2 separate regions of the Homo sapiens genome follow, and region 2 is linked to region 1. The links are chromatin loops, found by intact Hi-C in ENCODE. Cell type or tissue: CD4-positive, alpha-beta T cell. All regions are shown on one strand. Each heading gives the region's core, and the rest is flanking DNA. Links, peaks and the distances in the headings are about the cores only.

Region 1 (2,925 bases), core at 117-2,616:
CTGAAGGAGGAGACCTAGCAGGGCTAAATGAACTACAGATCCAGCTATTGCCCCATACCAACAAGGTGACACAACAAATTTGCCTTCACCTCTGTGAATTGCAACAGTACCTGGTGACACCATAACCTTTCACATGCAAAATATCTGGCAGGCCTGATTAAGGCAGTAGTATTCAGAGAAAGCTGTTCTGAAAAGTGTTGTTCCATTAATGCTTAGTTGATACAATATAAATACATTACAACTGTGGTGATAAACCAGTTTACCCCACTGTAATACAGGCAACACTTTTTTCTTCTGCTTGGCTGGTCCCATGTCAGCACTGAGCTACTCAGGAGGCTGAGGCAGGAGAATGGCGTGAACCCAGGAGGCGGAGCTTGCAGTGAACCGAGATTGCACCACTGCACTCTCTGTCGCCTGGGCGACAGAGGGAGACTCCATCTCAAAAAAAAAAAAAAGTAAGGACACATTATATATAGGATTGCATATAAAAGTACATGCATCCATCCAGATATGTAGTCAGGGGTATTCTGGGTGGATTCACGGCCTCACCACTGCAGTCCTGCCTCTGCTAAATTTAAATAGGCCATTTTGAACATTGTCTCTGATAATGTTACTCTTGTATAATATACTGAGAATAAAAAAATGTAACTGTGGTAGATTGTATTATTGTTTGCTAAATAGTCTGGTTGCTACCCTTCAGTGTTCCTTGCTAGGTAGCACTCCCTGTCCACATACTTGTCCTGTTGAATGCATGTTGAATGCATTACATGGTCATGTGACTTGCTTTGACAATGAAACATGGGCAGAAATGTTATGTGTCACTTCAGGGTAGAAGCTTTAAAATATATCAGATGGGTTACCATGTCTTTCTTCCTTCTTTCCTGGTGACTGCTAATATCTCAAACAGGCTTCTCTGTCAGCTTGGATCCTGGAGTGGAGATGATGTGGAGCAGAATCTTACATGACCCACAGTGGGCATGCTGTATGAGCAAAAACCAAAATTCTGTTGTTGGAATATAGTGAGATTTTTGGTTGTTTTTTTTCCTCAGCCTACCCTGTCTGCACCAACAACAAAATTATTTTGCCTCTTCAAAATTTGTAATGACATACTGAAGGTGGAAAGGGGCTTTGGCCATTTCTTCTTGACAACAACTTAATCTGAAGAGATTTTAGAGTAATTACTATAGGATTAGCTACGGAAGGAGATTATGTTTTTTCCTTTGTACATTAGTAAAGTTGGCTGTTAAAATTCATTGCTTGGGAAGGCTGAAGTGGGGCTAGAATTTCCACACTCTGATGATGGTCTTGTGAATTGAAACACCATTTAAAAAACAGCATAGCAATATGTAGGAGTCACTTTGACTCACTGCTATGGACTAAATTGTGTCCCCCAAAATTAGTATATCAAAGCCCTAACATCCAACATGATGGCATTTGGTGATAGACCCTTTAAGAGGTAATAAGTGTAAGATGATGGTGTGAGGTAGGGCCCTCATGATGGGATTAATGTCCTTATAAGAAGAAACACCAGAGAGTTTGCTCTATGTCTCTAGGATGTGAGGACACAATGAGAAGAGGGTCATATGCAAGCCAGAAGGAGAGCCTTCATCAGAACCTGACAATGCTAGCATCTCAGACTTCCAGCCTCCAGAACTGTGAAAAAAAAAAAAATATATATATATATATATATATATATATATATGTTGTTTAAGATAGTAGTGCCCAACCTTTTTGGCACCAGGGACTGATTTCATGGAAGACAATTTTTCCATGGATGGGGCTGGGGTGGGGGATTTCAGGATGAAACTGTTCCATCTCGGATCATCAGGCATTAGATTCTCATAAAAAGCATGTAACATAGATCCCTCACATGTGCAGCTCACAATAGGGTTCCTGCTCCTATTGATACGGGAGTGCTGTGAAGGGAAGAGTGTGGTCTCTTTAAATGATATGGGAGGGGGGAAGGGAAGTGCTGGGTAGAGAAAGGTGGGTCCCTGGCTAGAGCTCCACCCCCACGGACCTAGGTAAGGACAGGCACTCCTGCTTTCACGCCCAAATGTTGCATTTTCCAAGACCATCCTGGCCTGCCATGCCCCCATCCTGAGCCTATAAAAACCCAAGACCTAGCAGGCAGACCCAAGTGGCTGGACGTCGTGAGGAACACATTGGTTGTCGAAAGCACGCTGGTAGAAGAGCACATGGACGGGCACTGGCAGGCCGGCAGGCCATGGACTGGTGGAATGACATGGAATTTGGCCAGAGTGGTTAGAGAAGAGTTGGGCCACCGAGTGGCCTGACTCCAGGGGAAAACCATCTCCTATCTGGCTCCCCAATCTGCTGAGAGCTACTCAGTAAAACCTTGCACTCATTCTCCACGCCCATATGTGATCCAATTCTTCCAGTACAACAAGACAAGAAACCCTGGGATATAGAAATCCTTCTGTCCTTTTGATAAGGAAGGAGGTCTAATCGAGCTAACACAAGTCGCCTATGGACGGCTAAACTAAAAGAGCACCCTGTAACACATGCCCACTGGGGCTTCAGGAGCTGTAAACATTCACCCCTAGATACTGCCATGGGGTTGGACCCCCACAGCCTGCCCGTCTGTATGCTCCCCTAGAGGTTTGAGCAGCGGGACACTGAAGAAGCCAGCCACACCCCCATTGCATGCCCTGCGAGGGGGACAGTGGAACTTTCGCGGTTCGCTATGAGAATCTAATGCTTCACACTGATCTGGCAGGAGGCAGAGCTCAGGCATTAACGCTTGCTTGCCGGCTGCTCACCTCTTGCTGTGCAGCCTGGTTCCCAACAGGCCACAGACTGGTACCGGTCTGCAGCCTGGGGATTGGGGTCCCCTGGTTTAAGCCACTTAATCTGTGTTATTTTGTTATGGCAGTCCAAGCTGACCAAGACATTCGTTAATCC
Region 2 (2,925 bases), core at 205-2,704, 51 kb before region 1:
TGGCGAACATGGCAAAACCTCGCCTCTACTAAAAATTAAAAAATTAGCCAGGCATGGTGGCATGTGCCTGTAATCCCAGCTACTTGGGAGGCTGAGACAGGAGGACTGACTGAACCTGGGAGGCAGAGGTTGCAGTGAGCCAAGATCGCGCCACTACACTCCAGCCTGCACAATAGAGCGAGACTCCATCTCAAAAAATAAAAAAGTAAACCGGTAACAGTGAAACTAAGCTTCTCTTAAATGTTCCAATATTATATGTATATATATGTAGTATGTAGTATGTATGTATATATGTAGTATGTATGTATATAAAAATTAGTAAGAGTTTTACTTAAAATCCTAACTCTAAACCCATGATTAAATTATGTATTTTAAATTCGAACCGCATCTTCTTTGGGCTGAGCTGTTTTGGGCATCCAAGGGGGGTTGACACACAGCAGTATCTCATAAAAACACATGATTCATGAAAGAAACAGAAGTGTCATTAAAACTGACTGCCCTAAGTAAATGGTGTATTATGTGCATATATGTGATTATGATGTTAAAGAAAGTAATGTAATGATCAGAGTGGCAATTCAATTTTGTGGTGTTGGTAAAACACTAAAAGCAAATGTTTCTGGTAAAATAATACAATCCCTCCTATTTTTATATTTTCAGCATCTCTGAAGATGTCCTATAATTATTTTCATTTAGTGTCCTAATATAGCAAATTAATAGATTTCTGAACATTTAACCCACCTTCTATTAACTGTTCATGGTGCATTACTCTTTGAATGTGCTGCTCTGGATGTTTGCTAATATTTGGGGCTTTCCTATTAATGTTTCAAAGTAACCACATCTGCGGCCAGGGAGCCAATAATCTGGCTGAGAGATGCATGAAGGAGGAAAATGTGTTCACAGAACCTCACTCCAGTGGCGTCCACAGCCGAGAGTCAGTAAAGGGACACGCTACAGCTGATGAGTTAGGTGAGGGGAGGAGTACGGTAGGAGGCCGCATCACCTTCCAGAACACGTGTCCTCTGCTCTCTTTGGGCAGCGGGCGCAATCTCCCCTCACACCGCAAACTGTCCTGGGATCTTCCCCCGCGCACCGCCCCTCGCCCGCGCCTGCCTTGGGAAATCTTGGCCCCACCTTTCTGATTCAGACCCCGCCTCCTGAAGAGAGTTAAGCCCTCCCCCACGTTCTCACAGCCGCGGCCCGGCCCCGTTCTGAGCTTGCGCACTAGTGACCATCGGGCTTTGGGGGCGGAGCCCGCGCAAGCACTCAGGCCACGCCCATGGCCAAGCCCACATTCCGCCCCATGGACAGGCCCACATTCCGCCCCATGGACACGCCTCCACAACCATGCATTTCCGGTGATGCTTAGAAATATAAAGATCGGAGTGGTAATGTAATTTTGTGACGTTGGTGAAAGACTAAAAGCAAATGGCAAAATCATACCCACTGACCTGAAATAGGGTCCAAATCGGGACAAAAAGGACATTTTTCTTTGCCTCCACCCTCTGACACAGCCTTTAGGAGGACAATGCCCTACGGCTGCCCCCAGCTGCCTAGAATCCACTCTACCCCAGACTACAGTGACAATTCTAAGCCCACCTGTCTTATGCAGAAACCGGGAGGCAGAAGGGGGCACACAACAGGAAGGGGAAGAAATGTTCTCTGAGGGAGAAACAGGTCCGTTTGGCACTTTCCACAGATGCACCCAACTCCGACTGGAATAACTGCTGCTTACTCCTCTGCTCATTGTGTCTTTGCAATTAAAAGAAAAAATTGAAGTAATTATCTCTGGTGAGTCACTTTCTGTATAGTTCACTTGTTATTCTCTCCTTTGTGCCATTATGAATTGACAAGTCCTTTGCAATAAGATAGAGAACAGTTTTGTAATAAAAAAGAACACAGTTGTTTAAAAAAAAACATGAAAACACAGGTTACAAAAAATGAAGCAATAAGGTAATGCACATAAATTAAGTCAAAGCAATGGAAAATAAATTGCAAACACAATAGAGTTATAAATATATATGGAAAAGAAGGACTAGATGACAATAAAACAAGATATAAACTGTTTCAGTTTATATGGTAAGAATAATGCTATTTTTTTCTAATAATCTCTGTTTTCAAATTTTCTTTAATGAATATCTGTGTACCAGCCCTTGTCCATTCTAGGGTGCTGTGGGGTTAAGATCAAACAAGGTATAGAATCACACATGCCTGGGTTTTAATCCTGCCTCAGCAAATTACTAACAGTATGTCCTTGAGCAAGTGACTTGACTTCTCTGAGACATACATATAGGGCCTGGCTGCCCAGATTACTATAAGCATGAAGAAAGATGATACAGACTAATGCTCAGCACAGGGTCTGTCAGAGGTAGTAACTGGGCTAATTGTAGCTATTACAATAGGGAACTTGATGGGTTTGTGATTTTGCTATTTATTTATTTTATTATATTACTAATCCTCAGTTAAAAATACATGTGAGAAGCATCCCCCAAATCTCACCAAATTTTTCTTTAGTTTCTTACCCTGTAGGTCCTATTTCTTCCTTGAGGGCATTTACCGCATCTTGCCCTCATATAATGTCTCTTTCCCCAGACATTGCCCCTCTCCATCCAGGCTCCTCATCGTCACTTACAGTTTCTCTGGGGAGTTAGGATGGCAGGGTGAACCAGCCTTATATACTCCCTAGTCTATGGATGGTGATAGCTCAGGGAACCTCCAGCAGCAGCAATTCCTGTCTCAGTGTGTCCCTGGCTTTCTGAGACAATGGTCATCTTAACTCACACATTCCCTTGTATAATGAAAAAATGAGGGAAGATGACATGTACTTGGCCAATGACCCTCCACTATCTGGGGGCCAGTGCAACTGGGCATCGAAAGCCTTATCTGGGCTGAGTGGCAGTGGCTCACACCTGTAATCTCAGCACTTTG

The links. Hi-C counts contacts between places; a loop is a spot of excess contacts. Peaks named below come from ENCODE experiments on the same cell type or tissue, not always from the same donor. Only the 100,000 strongest peaks of a DNase experiment are listed, where the experiment ranks them.
Region 2: a loop joins it to region 1, with 5 times the contacts of the local background. A loop is called at or near these places in 16 of 110 quality-filtered maps.

The regions. Positions count from the first base shown.
Region 1 is chrX:135,053,615-135,056,539 of GRCh38, forward strand. No RefSeq gene overlaps it. Among named protein-coding and RNA genes, the nearest start is that of RTL8A, 2.9 kb to the left of the region's middle. In CD4-positive, alpha-beta T cell, for the core only: no CTCF peak of the experiment used is centred there; no DNase peak of the experiment used is centred there.
Region 2 is chrX:135,003,016-135,005,940 of GRCh38, forward strand. No RefSeq gene overlaps it. Among named protein-coding and RNA genes, the nearest start is that of SMIM10, 13 kb to the left of the region's middle. RefSeq lists enhancers at 1,057-1,567, 1,568-2,076 and a silencer at 1,090-1,149. In CD4-positive, alpha-beta T cell, for the core only: no CTCF peak of the experiment used is centred there; a DNase peak (open chromatin) is centred at 1,266; H3K4me3 peaks cover 1,210 bases; H3K27ac peaks cover 426 bases.